Regions from separate parts of the Homo sapiens genome. Here region 2 is linked to region 1. A link is a contact called in ENCODE Hi-C or POLR2A ChIA-PET data. All regions are on one chromosome and are shown on one strand. Each heading gives the region's core, a stretch centred on a gene start or an enhancer-like site at or near the end of the contact. The rest is flanking DNA. Distances are from core to core; before and after follow the strand shown. Region 1 holds the start of SH3BGRL (SH3 domain binding glutamate rich protein like). Region 2 holds the start of MAGT1 (magnesium transporter 1).

Evidence for each region. Hi-C counts contacts between places; a loop is a spot of excess contacts on that map. ChIA-PET counts read pairs that join two places held with the same protein, here RNA polymerase II (POLR2A). Pooled maps may share reads with other maps.
Region 2: a map of CD8-positive, alpha-beta T cell shows a loop between it and region 1 (17-fold over the local background). The contact joins the promoter of MAGT1 here to the promoter of SH3BGRL in region 1. A Hi-C loop is called at or near these places in 2 of 168 maps with a recorded cell type or tissue (CD8-positive, alpha-beta T cell and naive thymus-derived CD4-positive, alpha-beta T cell), 1 of 37 single-sample maps with no recorded cell type and 10 of 50 pooled maps. POLR2A ChIA-PET finds 5 or more read pairs at or near these places in 1 of 52 experiments (T-cell).

What each region holds. Positions count from the first base shown.
Region 1 is chrX:81,196,461-81,203,502 of GRCh38, forward strand. It overlaps SH3BGRL (SH3 domain binding glutamate rich protein like), which reads left to right and starts at 5,642. Exons shown (of 4, transcript NM_003022.3): 1 at 5,642-5,785. The coding sequence starts at 5,741. HMGN5 (high mobility group nucleosome binding domain 5) reads right to left here and starts at 5,453. Exons shown (of 7, transcript NM_030763.3): 1 at 5,277-5,453. RefSeq lists enhancers at 5,298-5,547, 5,668-5,837.
Region 2 is chrX:77,892,161-77,898,870 of GRCh38, forward strand. It overlaps MAGT1 (magnesium transporter 1), which reads right to left and starts at 3,275. Exons shown (of 10, transcript NM_001367916.1): 1 at 3,149-3,275. The coding sequence starts at 3,250. RefSeq lists an enhancer at 3,022-3,271.

The DNA.
Region 1 (7,042 bases), core at 4,392-6,891:
GATCATGGGGGTGGTTTCCCCCATGCTGGTCTAGTGATAGTGAATGAGTTCTCATGAGATCTCATGGGTTTTTTTTGTTTGTTTGTTTTTTGTTTTTGTTTTGTTTTGTTTTTTGAGGAGTTTAGCTCTGTCGCCAGGCTGGAGTTCAGTGGCGTGATCTCGGCTCACTGCAACCTCTCCCTGCAATTCTCCCACCTCAGCCTCCTGGGTAGCTGGGATTACAGGCGGCCACCACCACGCCTGGCTAATTTTTGTATTTTTAGTAGAGATGGGGTTTCACCTTGTTGGCCAAGATGGTCTCAATCTCCTGACCTCATGATCTGCCCATCTCAGCCTCCCAAAGTGCTGGGATTACAGGCGTGAGCCACTGTGCCCAGCTGATCTCATGGTTTTATAAGGAGCTCTTCCCCCGTTGCTCCTCCCTCTTCTGTCTCCTGCTGCCATGTGAGAAGGTCCAAGCTTGCTTCCCCTTTGCCTTCCACCATGATTGTAAGTCTCCTGAGGCCTCCCCAGCTATGCAGAACTGTGAGTCAATTAAACCTCTTTCCTTTATAAATTACCCAGTCTTTGGTATTTCTTTATAGCAGTGTGAAACAGACTAATACACACCACTTCACAGTGTATCAAACATAAAAATGCAAATGTACTTATAATCCCACTTAAATATAAATATTAAGCATATTCTAAAATTTGTATAACTTTGTTTTAAAATTTAAAAAATTTTCAGCCACAAGCAATTCATTAAAATATGCTCGACAGTGATTTCTCTGCAGAAACAGGAATTCTGCTTATGTGAGATAAAAATGTAAACTCCAAATTGTTTTCAAATGAAATGAAATTTTTACAAATAGTAAACTTAATATTCAATGAAGTTGACATGATAATGTTTTTCAGACAGTTCATTAAACATTTCTACACCATAATTTTGTAGTGTTTTGTAGGTAAATAATATTTTAACTTTCTCAAAAGTTTAAAAGTAGGTAAAATTTCTGCTTCTGGAAAAGGTGGGGATAGGTGATCTGGAACTCTCTTGATAAAGGGAATTTAAAATATTGGAAGGTATTTTATAATACATGAAAAATATCAAAGACCTCAAGAGGAAAGTGAGGAATTATCAGGGCGAGAAAAGAGGGTGAATTACAACTCCAAAGAGCTCAGTGATGATAAAGAGTGCTTCTGCTGAGGGGGTATTTGCTGATCAAGAAAATTCAGCTACTTTTGGTGTGGCAAATGAAAATAACTCACCTGGAGACTCTTAGTTCTGAGTGAGGGGTGAGAGCATAGCAGTGTCCACTTGAGAAGGGAAAGGGATGTCATACTACGGTAGTATAAGACAAATTATGTTCATTTTGCAAAATGAAAAAAAAAAAACAGAAGAAAGAGTCTCCTGTTGCATAGGCCGAAAAGTGCAATAGCAGTAGCCCTGATGTTGGCAATGAGGAGGGTGACTAGATCATGCTGACTTACTTTTGCCTGATTATTTGTATAAAGATTTTGAGTTGTGTCTAGCAAAGGCAAGAGTTGGATAAGTGGAGAGGGCAGAAAAGGTTATGAGAATGTGGGGAGAAGGTGAAGAAAGAAACAGGAAGAGCAAAGGCATGAGAGTGATCATAAGCATGATGATTGCAGCAGGTAGTCAACAATGATTACGTACATAGGGAAGTTAGTTTGGGGGAGCACTAAGTAAGATTGTATGAATAGTGTGGGCCTAGATTATGGTGAAAACTGTTTAGCAACATAATTTAGGTTTAGTTCGATAGTCAATGGAGAGCTAATTTAAGTATTTCTGCCTACGTTGTCTTCAGTAATATAAGAAAGTGGTGTTTTAGGATGAAAAAATTGCTAACTTTTTTTTTAGTACTTTCACTCTTCCAGGCAGTGAGTTAACAGTAATAGTTAAGAAGGTGGCCTCTGGAGGCTAGCAGCATCCTGATACCAAAGCCTGGCAGAGACACAACAACAAAAAAGGAGAATTTTAGGCCAATATCTCTGATGAACATCGATGTGAAAATCCTCAGTAAAATACTGGCAAACAGAATCTAGCAGTACATCAAAAAGCTTATCCACCACGATCAAGTTGGCTTCATCCCTGGGATGCAAGGCTAGTTCAATATATGCAAATCAATTAATGTAATCCATCACATAAACAGAACTAATGACAAAAACCACACGATTATCTCAATAGATGCAGAAAAGGCCTTCGAAAAAATTTAACAGCCCTTCATGCTAAAAACTCTCAATAAACTAGGTATTGATGGAACATATCTCAAAATAATGAGAGCTATTTATGACAAACCCACAGCCAATATAATACTGAATGGACAAAAACTGGAAGCATTCCCTTTGAAAACTGGCACAAGACAAGGATGCCCTCTCTCACCAATCCTATTTAACATAGTGTTGGAAGTTCTGGCTAGGGCAATCAGGCAAGAGAAAGAAAGAATGGGTATTCAATTAGGAAAAGAGGAAGTCAAATTGTCCCTGTTTGCACATGACATGATTGTATACTTAGAAAATCCCATTGTTTCAGCCCAAAATCTCCTTAAGCTGATAAGCAACTTCAGCAAAGTCTCAGGGTACAAAATCAATGTGCAAAGATCACAAGCATTCCTATACACCAATAACAGACAAACAGAGAGCCAAATCATGAGTGAACTCCCATTCACAATTGCTACAAATAGAATAAAATACCCAGGAATCCAACTTACAAGGGATGTGAAGGACCTCTTCAAGGAGAACTACAAACCACTGCTCAATGAAATAAAAGAGGACACAAACAAATGGAAGAACATTCCGTGCTCATGGATAGGAAGAATCAATATCGTGAAAATGGCCATACTGTCCAAAGTAACTTATAGATTCAATGCTATCCCCATCAAGCTACCAATGACTTTCTTCACAGAATTGGAAAAAACTACTTTAAAGTTCATATGGAACCAAAAAAGAGCCCACATGGCCAAGACAATCCTAAGCAAAAAGAACAAAGCTGGAGGCATCATGCTACCTGACTTCAAACTATACTACAAGGCTACAGTAACCAAAACAGCATGGTAGTGGTACCAAAACAGATATATAGACCAATGGAACAGAACAGAGGTCTCAGAAATAACACCACACATCACAACCATCTGACCTTTGACAAACCTGACAAAAACAAGCAATGGGGAAAGGATTCCCTATTTAATAAACGGTGCTGGGAAAACTGGCTAGCCATATGTAGAAAGCTGAAACTGGATCCTTTCCTTACACCGTATACAAAAATTGACTCAAGATGGATTAAAGATTTAAATGTAAGACCTAACACCATAAAAACCCTAGAAGAAGACCTAGGCAATGCCATTCAGGACATAGGCATGGGCAAAGATTCATGACTAAAACACTGAAAGCAATGGCAACAAAAGCCAAAATAGACAAATGGGATCTAGTTAAACTAAAGAGCTTCTGCACAGCAAAAGAAACTATCATCAGAGTGAACAGGCAACCTACAGAATGGGAGAAAATTTTTGCAATCTACTCATCTGACAAAGGGCTAATATCCAGAATCTACGAAGAACTTAAACAAATTTACAAGAAAAAAACAACCCCATCAAAATGTGGGCAAAGGATATGAACAGACATTTCTCAAAAGAAGACATTTATGCAGCCAACAGACATATGCAAAAATGCTCATCATCACTGGTCATGAGAGAAATGCAAATCAAAACCACAATGAAATACCATCTCATGCTAGTTAGAATGGCAATCATACAACAGATGCTGGAGAGGGTTTGGAGAAATAGGAATGCTTTTATACTGTTGGTGGGAGTGTAAATTAGTTCAACCATTGTGGAAGACAGTGTGGCGATCCCCCAAGGATCTAGACTAGAAATGTCATTTGACCCAGCAATCTCATTACTGAGCATATACCCAAAGGATTATAAATCTTTCTATAATAAAGACACATGCACATGTATGTTTATTGCAGCACTATTCATAATAGCAAAGACTTGGAACCAACTCAAATGTCCCAGTGATAGACTGGATTAAGAAAATGTGGCACATGTACACCATGGAATACTATGCAGCCATAGAAAAGGATGAGTTCATGTCCTTTGCAGGGACATGGATGAAGCTGGAAACCATCATTCTAAGCAAACTATCACAAGGACAGAAAACCAAACACCACATGTTCTCACTCATATGTGGGAGTTGAACAATGAGAACACATGGACACAGGACAGGGAACATCACACCCCGGGGCCAGTCGGGGGGTGGGGGGCTGGAGGAGTGATAGCATTAGGTGAAATACCTAATGTAAACAACGAGTTGATGGGTGCAGCAAACCAACATGGCACATGTATACCTATGTAACAAACCTGCACGTTGTGCACATGTACCCTAGAATTTAAAGTATAATTAAAAAAAAATAAGAAGGTGGCCTCTGGAGTTCCTAACTCTGGAATGTACTAACCATATGATTTTAGGAAAACTATTTTTCTGAGTTTCAGTTTCTTCATCTGTAAAATTAATGTAATAGTACCCACCTCTTGAGGTTGTTTTAAGGACAACATGTAAAGAGATTAATTTGGAATTAGTATTTAAGACAGATTGGAGAAGGGAAAACCTGTGGGTAGGGAACAGTTAACAAAGCTATTGTAAGCACTGAGCCTAGGCAAAGACAGTAAACCACTAGACTGGAGACAGTGGAAAAACAGCAAAGGAAAAGAAGTAGGACAAGCGACTGACTCCTCTCCACTCTCATTCATCTTGCAAATTCCTTTTTTTCTGTTCATTTAACATAATCTGGGAACCTAAAACTACACTTTGAAGTATATGGTCTGTCTCTGGACATTATTAACTGTTTGCTCATTTCCTTAGAGCTACAAATAACCATCTGATCTCTCTCTTCACCATTTCAACATCTGCAATATGTTCTCCCAAATCCCTTACTTCAGTCAGTTAAAAAGCAAAACAAAACAAAAATCATCCATCTTTTTACACAATATTTTCAATCTTTTCTTTGTAATTTATTCCTTCATTCTTAAACTTGCCAATCAGGCCTCCTGCAAATTCCCACGGAAGCAGGGTTCCCTAATTTAACAAAACACAAAATTCAAAAAGAAAACCAATCCTGCCATTTCTGGGCTTAAGGAAACCTGAAACTTTCCTTCAAAACTCTGCAGCATTGCTCAGTACTTTAGTGCCTAATTCCTACAACGAGCTAAGATCAGAAAAATCACTACGTAATAGGAATCTTAAAATGCGCAAGGCTTTGAGAACATGGGTTTTCAACATACAGCTTGCTCTTTCAGGATCTGTCTTCTTATTTGCATATATTTCTGAGCAGGAAGTTATGCGCAGTACTTTTAGTCTCCGCGTGAAAAGGTCCTTCATGCTAATCTAATTCAATTCAGTTCTCCTTTTTCTTTCTTCTTCTCCTCGCCCTCTTCTCAGGGAAGGAATCGTCAAAAATCAATGTTTCAACAGATCTCGCGGTGCTATTCGAGATTCCCTATTAAAAAAAAATAGAATTGATGCAAACAGCCTGTTCCTTCCGGGGTTTTGGGCTGGAACTGCAGCGCTTAGAGAGCTCGGTGGAAGCTGCTAAAGGCGGAGGCGGGGCTCTGGCGAGTTCTCCTTCCACCTTCCCCCACCCTTCTCTGCCAACCGCTGTTTCAGCCCCTAGCTGGATTCCAGCCATTGCTGCAGCTGCTCCACAGCCCTTTTCAGGACCCAAACAACCGCAGCCGCTGTTCCCAGGATGGTGATCCGTGTATATATTGCATCTTCCTCTGGCTCTACAGCGGTAAGGAGAGTGGGGAGTCCACCTTTGTTGTTTTCCTACACACCAGTCCTCTGCTGCCCCAGAACCATTAAAATGCAGAAGTTCCTCTGGCAGCTTCTCCTTTGGAAGACTCATGCATCCCCGATCCCACCCTTCTTCTTCCCTTTTTTCCCTTTGTTGCATCGATTTCATTTTTTTTTTTTTCCACATAGAGTTCAGCTTTGTTTGCTTCGTGACGTTGGGGGGCACATTTCTGCTTTGAAGGAAAACGAAAGCTACCAAGTTTTGGGAGATGGGAGATGGTGCTATACGGTCTTTAGGGTTACGTGAAGTCAAGTAAAATCGCACACTGGTGAGTTTCAAGAGTGAGACATTTGATGAATACGCCCTAAGTACTGAGACAAGGAGGAGTGCACTTCTGTAAAGGATGGGGGTACACATGCTGTAACTGGTGGGGATTGAGTGGAGGCCTACCGAGGCATTGTAATTATTCTGGGTGAGTGAGACCCTGGTAATAGAGTTATTTTGAGAGTGTGTAGAAGAAAGTGGTTAACTTGAGCTTGAAGGCCTGTTAGAACTAGACAAATTGGGAGGGGAAGTTGGTAACAATGACGTAAATTTTTTTTTAACTTAATATGACACGAGATTCAGTTTTCCCCCCATATTGTCCCTTATTTTGACTGTTTCTATTCTTTCAAAATATTTTACTTTTAAATTTCTCTCACTGCTTCAAGTATATTGAGAACTGGATAGGGAGCTCAGTGGCTTCTTGTGTAGTGGCAGCCTGAGTTGCTGCTGCTTCAAATGATAGGACTTTCTCTTTCATGGATTCACTTACTCTTAATTTAGAATAACAAATTTTCAGCAGCTGTCGGGAGAATATGATAAACTGGGGTGCAAGATGAGTGTATATCCATGATAAATGAAAGTGCTTCTGCTTTTTACAACTCAAGAGAAAGGCAGACAGTGGCAAGAACAGATGTGTGGGTTCAGATTGTAGGGTATAGGAACCCCTTCCCTCTTCTTGAGCTTTAGAGCAGCAGCTAATCCAGGTTGTTGTGTGTTTTTATTTTTTGGCTTGTTTATTTACACCTGAGAGGATGTGGAATGGAAGTGGAGGTTATGTTAAATCACAAGAACCTTGATATTTGAACTTTGTCTTCTCTGGCCACCATGTGTGGATATGTTTATGCAATTTTGGAATATCAGAAAATTTAATCTTACATTTTTTGAATAAGTTTAGGTTAAAAAAAAGAACACCTTTTATATTTCCTTTGG
Region 2 (6,710 bases), core at 2,025-4,524, 3.3 Mb before region 1:
CTGGGATTACAGGCGTGAGCCACTGCACCCAGCAAAAAATAGATTTTAAGATCAGACATTACCCTATTATTTAAAGTCAAATTTATTATAGTAGATAGACCTGGAATTTTTTTAAATAATGTTTTCAAAAATTGACAAAAAAATGTTCTGCAACAGAACACCCATATTTTGAAACTGTGTCTAAGGAGTATCATAGTAGTCTTTTTAAAGACAGCCTAAACCATTCTCAGAGAGGGAAGGAGGAAAAACTAAATCATCTTTAGCAGCCTATATAAATTCCATGCTTACTGATGAGAAAATCCAATTTTATGTTGTGAAATCTAAGAAAACCTACAACTGAAAGAACAGATTCCCGGCTGAACACAGTGGCTCATGCCTGTAATCCCAGCACTTTGGGAGGCCAAGGTGGGTAGATCACTTGAGTCCAGGAGTTCAAGGCCAGCCTGGACAACACAGCAAAACCCCATTTCTACAAAAAATATAAAAATTAACTAGGCATGGTGGCACATGCCTGTAGTCCCAGCTGGGAAGTCTTAGGTGGGAGGATCACCTGAGCCCAGTGAGGTCATAAGGCTGTACTGAGCTATGATCATGCCACTACACTCCAGCCTTGGCAACAGAGTGAGACCCTGTCTGAAAAAAAATTTTTTTAAATATATATATACATTTATAAAAAGAAAGAACAGATTCCTGATTTTATATAAGTACACAGTTAATCTGATGTTTGTTGAGGACATTTTGACAGAAAATGCTGGATGTGAGGTAAAGAAAAATTAAGAAGTTTTTGCATTCAAGATGCTTACAGTGTTAGGGCAAAGACTGGCATATAAACAAGGACAATACAGGTCAGGCATGGAGGCTCGCTCCTGTAATCTCAGCACTTTGGGAGGCCAAGGTGGGAGGATCACTTGACCCCAGGAAGTAGAGGCTGCAGTGAGTCATGATAGTGCCATTGCACAGCATGCAGCCTGTGTAAGAGGCCCTGTCTCCAAATAAATACATACATACCTACAATGACTATATGCTGTGCTGAATTCATCTCAGTTCACCTGGAGGCACCAAGAAAACTTTAGCCGAGGAAGAAAGAAGATACTGTTTGAGCTAAGACTTGAAGAGTAGGAATCTTCAGGTGAATGAAAGGGTGGGGTAAGAGAAAAGGAAGATATTCTCGCATAAGTCTTGTACATGCATGAAAAGGGTGAATGTACTTCCAAGAGAGTACAGAAAGATCAAGGAAGGCATGTAATTTATTGCCTTAACATAAAATTCACCATATTGACCATTTTAAAGTATACAATTCAGTGCTGATTCCTTTAAAAAAAAAACAAAACCTATTTTCAGCTAGGCTGTTGTGCTTCCAGTTCAGTGAGAGAGTCAATGAATAAATATAATTTCACTGGTAGAAATGCTAAGTTTTAAAAAGCCTTCACTTTTTAATTAAAAAGAATAAGTGGACTAGGCACAGTGGCTCACACCTGTAATCCCAACACTTTGGGAGGCCAAGGCGGAAGCAACACTTGAGCCCAGGAGTTTGAGACTAGCCTGTCAACACAGAGAGACTCCGTTTCTACAAAAAGATAAAAAAGTAGCCAGGGATATTGTGGCACATGCCGGTAGTCCTAGATATTCGGGAGGTGGAGGTGGAGGTGAGAGGATCACTAGAGCCCAGGAAGTCGAGGCTGCAGTGAGCCATGATCCCACCACTGAACTCCAGCCTGGGCAACAGAGCGAGACCCGGTCTCAAAAAAAAAAAAAAGTGGTCATCGTGGAAATTCAGGTAATACCAGCAATACCAGCATGTAAAGTAAAACGTGAAAACGTTCCCCTCATCGATAATCCCAACTGCCTAGAGATAGCCACTGTTAAGGTATTGTCATGTATCCTTACAGAGATTTCTCTATACATACACATATACTTATATATAGGGGATGCTGTTGTTTTTAACATAAAAAATTTCTAAGACATAAAATTATGCATTGCTCTGCATCTTCTTTTCCACATAACCATAGCTTAGGATCCTCCCAAAGAAGGACATCAATTTCTAGTTTCAGTGTCTGAGCCTGCTCACTTCACGATACTTTTGACAATTGTATATTTTTATTGTACTCTTTGCCAATCTAATAAGCAACTCATTAAGTTTAACTTCCTAGCTTAGTTTTTCTTCTTATGGAATAGTTCAAATACTTAGAAACATAGAGAAGATAGCTTTCTTTCTTAATTCAGCTCAAGTAGACAAGTATCTGAAGTGCTTAACTGGTATTTTTAGAGTATGTGCACAGTTTTTCTCTATTAGAGGAAGCACAGAATGTACAGGAAATAGAGTTAGAATGACTGACGTAGGGTTTGAGTCCTCGTTCATTTTCTAAATTTAAGACTCTTTTTCTCATCTATAAAATTAGAGGGTATAAGTAATTGCTAGTAGTCTTAAAGTCCTAAGAGTATAGGACTCCAAATCACAAACGTTTGAAAACGCATTGTTAAAATTCCTCTACCTGGATTGCTTAATGGTGAGAATACTGTATCTCCTCCACTTCCTAAAGCCTATGAGTTCCACAAGATCTTAGTTTTGTTCATTTATGTATATCAAGTGCCTAGAACATTGCCTAGCATGCTTACATTTGTGGAATGATTGAAAATGGTTAGGAGCTTTCAATCTGGTAAATTGCCTTGAAACAATTATTTGGACAAAGTAATAAATCTGGCATAATTTCACTCTTTGGTCTAACTCTCACACTCCTGAAATGAAAATGCTAGAAAATAGAGAACTCTTACACATCATTCAGGGAGTTACATCGGCCAGCAGTATAGAGTCTCAGATATCCTACTCCTGGGATCTAAAGTCGAACTCCCCACCCCCAACACCTGACGGGGCCCACACTCAAAAGTGTCAAAACTCATAGCTATGCACATTCACAAGACTGTAGAAGTCGGGCTGTCACCTACGCTACTCCACTCTCAGATTCTACATCCCCAGAAGACAAAGAGTTACAGTTCCTTCTCTCACGAATTCCACAACTCCGAAAACCGCGTAATTGAAGCCACCAAAGGCATAGAAGCGGCAGGGAAAGGGGGCTGGGAAGAGGCGAACAGACCCTCTTAAGCCCCAGTCATTGGGAAAAGCCCATGCTGCTGGAAACCGCGTTCTCACCTCCTTCTTTCTTTGGGCAGAGGCTGAGGGAACGTCGCAAACGATGAGCAGCGCCACCACCATGGTCACAGAGACACACCAAAACCGCCAACGCGCTGCCATGTTCGCTCCTCTCCCTTCTATAAGTGAAACTTTGCTCCGGCTAGGTCTGAGGGTGGGGCGTGAGAACAGGCAAATCGGCCCCTTGCCTTTCCTCATTGGTCCAGCTCAGCCCTGCCGGGAGACCCCTCACATTACGTCACAGCGCGCTGGCGCTACACGCCCGCTAAAAGAAGGTTGATTTCTAATTGGCCCCGGTCGGCCAATAGAAAAAAGATAATCTGGAGCGTTTTCATTGGTCCGCTAAAGATAATGACCCGCCCCTTTCTCGATACGTAAACATCTAGCGCGCTGACGCTTTCCAAGCACGCATGCGCAGTTGTGAAATATTGCGGAGTTTTCGGAGTCCAAAATGGCTTGAAGTTGCTAGAACAGAATCTTTCAAAGACTCATTTAGAAGTCCTTGAAATTCGCCGCCTTCATGTAATATTCTAGAAAAATGGGACCTAGCCGCGTGAGGGATAAGAGCTATTTAGTCCGTTATCCTGCCTCCAAAGTACTTCAAAGTGAAAAAATAAAAGTAGGAAAGCAAAAATATACCTAATACCACTGAGGGAAATTTTTAAAGGTAAATATGAACAAGAGCTTGTTGAATACCTATTGTGTCCTAGAAACTGCCAGGAGCGCTGAAAAAAGAGGACATCAAAGATTATTTTTTAAAGTTTTTGTTTATTTATGGCTTTTTTTGAGATGGAATTTCGCTCTTGTAGCCCAGGCTGGCGTGCAGTGGCGCCATCTCGGCTCACTGCAACCTACGCCTCCCGGGTTCAAGCGATTCTCCTGCCTCAGCCTCCCGAGTAGCTGGGATTACAGGCGCCCGCCATCACGCCTGGCTAATTTTTTGTATTTTAGTAGAGACGGGGTTTCGCCATGTTGGGCAGGCTGGTCTCGAACTCCTGACCTCAGGTGATCCGCCCGCCTCGGCCTCCCAAAGTTCTGGGATTACAGGCGTGAGCCACCAAGCCCGGCCGGCTTTTTTTGTTTGTTTTTTCAGTTAAACTCCTTGACTTAATATTTAAAGCACCAACAAGGACTTTAATTGCAGGTTATAGACAGCAAATTCCTTCTTTTTATTCATTATTTTGTTTGGGGGATGGGTACAAAAGTAAGGTTGTAAAGAAGGAAAACACCAACAAGATAAAATCAATCTGCCTACAATTTGGATTTATTTTGATGGTGTGGAAAATATTATATGACTATTATTTTAGGCGCTACTGGATAAAAAAACCAGGAAATTAATTTCAGTATGTTGGAGAGACAAGGAGATGGGATGGAAAGAAAAATAGCTGGTTCCGAAGTGAAGAGATGTGAAATACAGATGTGAAAAAAAGTTAAATCATTTATGGAAACTTATATTAAGAAAATGCAGGCCGGGTGCGATGGCTCATGCCTGTAATCTCAGCACTTTGGGAAGTCGAAGTGGGTGGATCACCTGAGGTCAGGAGTTCAAGACCAGCCTGACCAACATGGCAAAACCCCCGTCTCTACTAAAAATTTAAAAATTAGCCCGGTGTGGTGGCGCAGGCCTGTAATCCCAGCTACATGGGAGTCTGAGGCAGAAGAATCGCTTCAACCCTGGAGGCGGAGTTTGCAGTGAGCTGAAATCGTGTTATCACACTCCAGCCTGGGCAACAAGAGCGAAACTCAATCTCAAAAAAAAAAAAAAAGGAAAGAAAAAAGAAAAAATGCAAAATAAAAGTACACTGAGACATACTGTATGATTCAATCTATATATGACATTCTGGAAAAGGCAAACTCATTGGTACAGAGAACAGATTAGTGGCTGCCAGGGGCTAGGGGTAGGGAAAAGGGTTGATCACAAAGAGGTCAAACAAGGGTGTTTTTATGATGCTAGAGCTATTCTGTCCTTAATTGTGGTGGTGGTGACACAATTGTATGCATTTGTCAAAACGCATAGAACTGTACACCAAAAAGTGAATTTTACTATGTGTATGTTTTAAAAATAAAAATTTTAAAGTTTAAAAGGGATATCTTACCTATCATATTGGCAAAAATCCAAAAGCTTGACACTACATGCTATTAGCAAGGCTGTGGGGAGTCAGGCACCCTTTATATTAATACGTTGCTGGTGGGAAGGCAAAACGTTACAACATCTATAATTTGGCAATATCTAAAAAAACTACACATATATTTATCCTTTAATCCAGCAATCCCACTTCTAGTAACCTACCTTGGAGAGAGACATCCAGCAATATGAAAATATGTGTGCACAAAGTTATTCATTTCAGCATTATTGAAATTGAAATATTCTTGAAACTACCTAAATATTCCAACATAGGAGATTGACTGAATATACTATAGCACATATACACCACAGATTTTGCAGCTGTAAAAAAGGAATGAGGAAGACTTATGTAAAATGATAATGGATTTTTATGCTACATTTGTATAAAATAGAGAAATAAGAAAACATACAGGTATTTGCCTATTTTTGCAAAAGGAAACACACAAGATAAACCAGAAAGTAATGAAATCGGTTACCTATAGGAATTGGTGGAAATGGAATGCAACAGTTAGGGGAGGGAATGACACTTCTCTAAGTACACTAGTCTGTTTAGTTTTGACTTTTGGAATAATGTTAATATTTTCAATAGTCAAAATGTATAATCAAAGCATTTAGTTTTACACGATGAAAAAGTCTTAGAGATGAATAATGGTGATAGTTGCACAACAATGTGAATGCCATTAATGCCACTGAACTGTATGTATTTTATTTTTTTTGTTTTGGGACAGGTCTCAGGCTAGAGTGCAGTGGTGCGATCTTGGCTCACTGTAACCTCCGCCTCCCCGGTTCAAGCAAGTCTCATGCCTCAGCCTCCCGAGTAGCTGGGATTAGAAGCATGTGCCACCATGCCCAGCTAATTTTTTGTATATTAGTAGAGACGGGGTTTTGCCGTGTTGCCATTTCTTTTCTTTCTTTTTTTTCTTTTCTTTTCTTTTCTTTTTTTTTTTTGAGACGGAGTCTTGCTCTGTCACCAGGCTGGAGTGCAGTGGTGGTATCTTGGCTCACTGCAACCTCCGACTCCCTGGTTCAAGCGATTCTGCCGCCTCAGTCTACAGAGTAGCTGGGATTACAGGCACATGCCACCACGCCCAGCTAATTGTTGGTATTTTTAGTAGAGATGGGGTTTCACCATGTTGGCCAGGATGGTCTCGATCTCCTGACCTCGTGATCCGCCCACCTCGGCCTCCCAAAGTGCTGGGATTACAGGCGTGAGCCACCGCGCCAGGCCTAACAGCTTTCTTTTCTTTCTTTCTTTTTGAGACGTAGTCTCGCTCTGTCGCCCAGGCTGGAGTCCAGTGGCACGTTCTCGGCTCACTGCAACCTCCGCCTCCCGGGTTCAAGTGATTATTCTGCCTCAGCCTCCTGAGTAGCTGGGATGACAGGCGCGCGCCACCACGCCGGCTAATTTTTGTATTTTTAGTAGAGACGGGGTTTCAC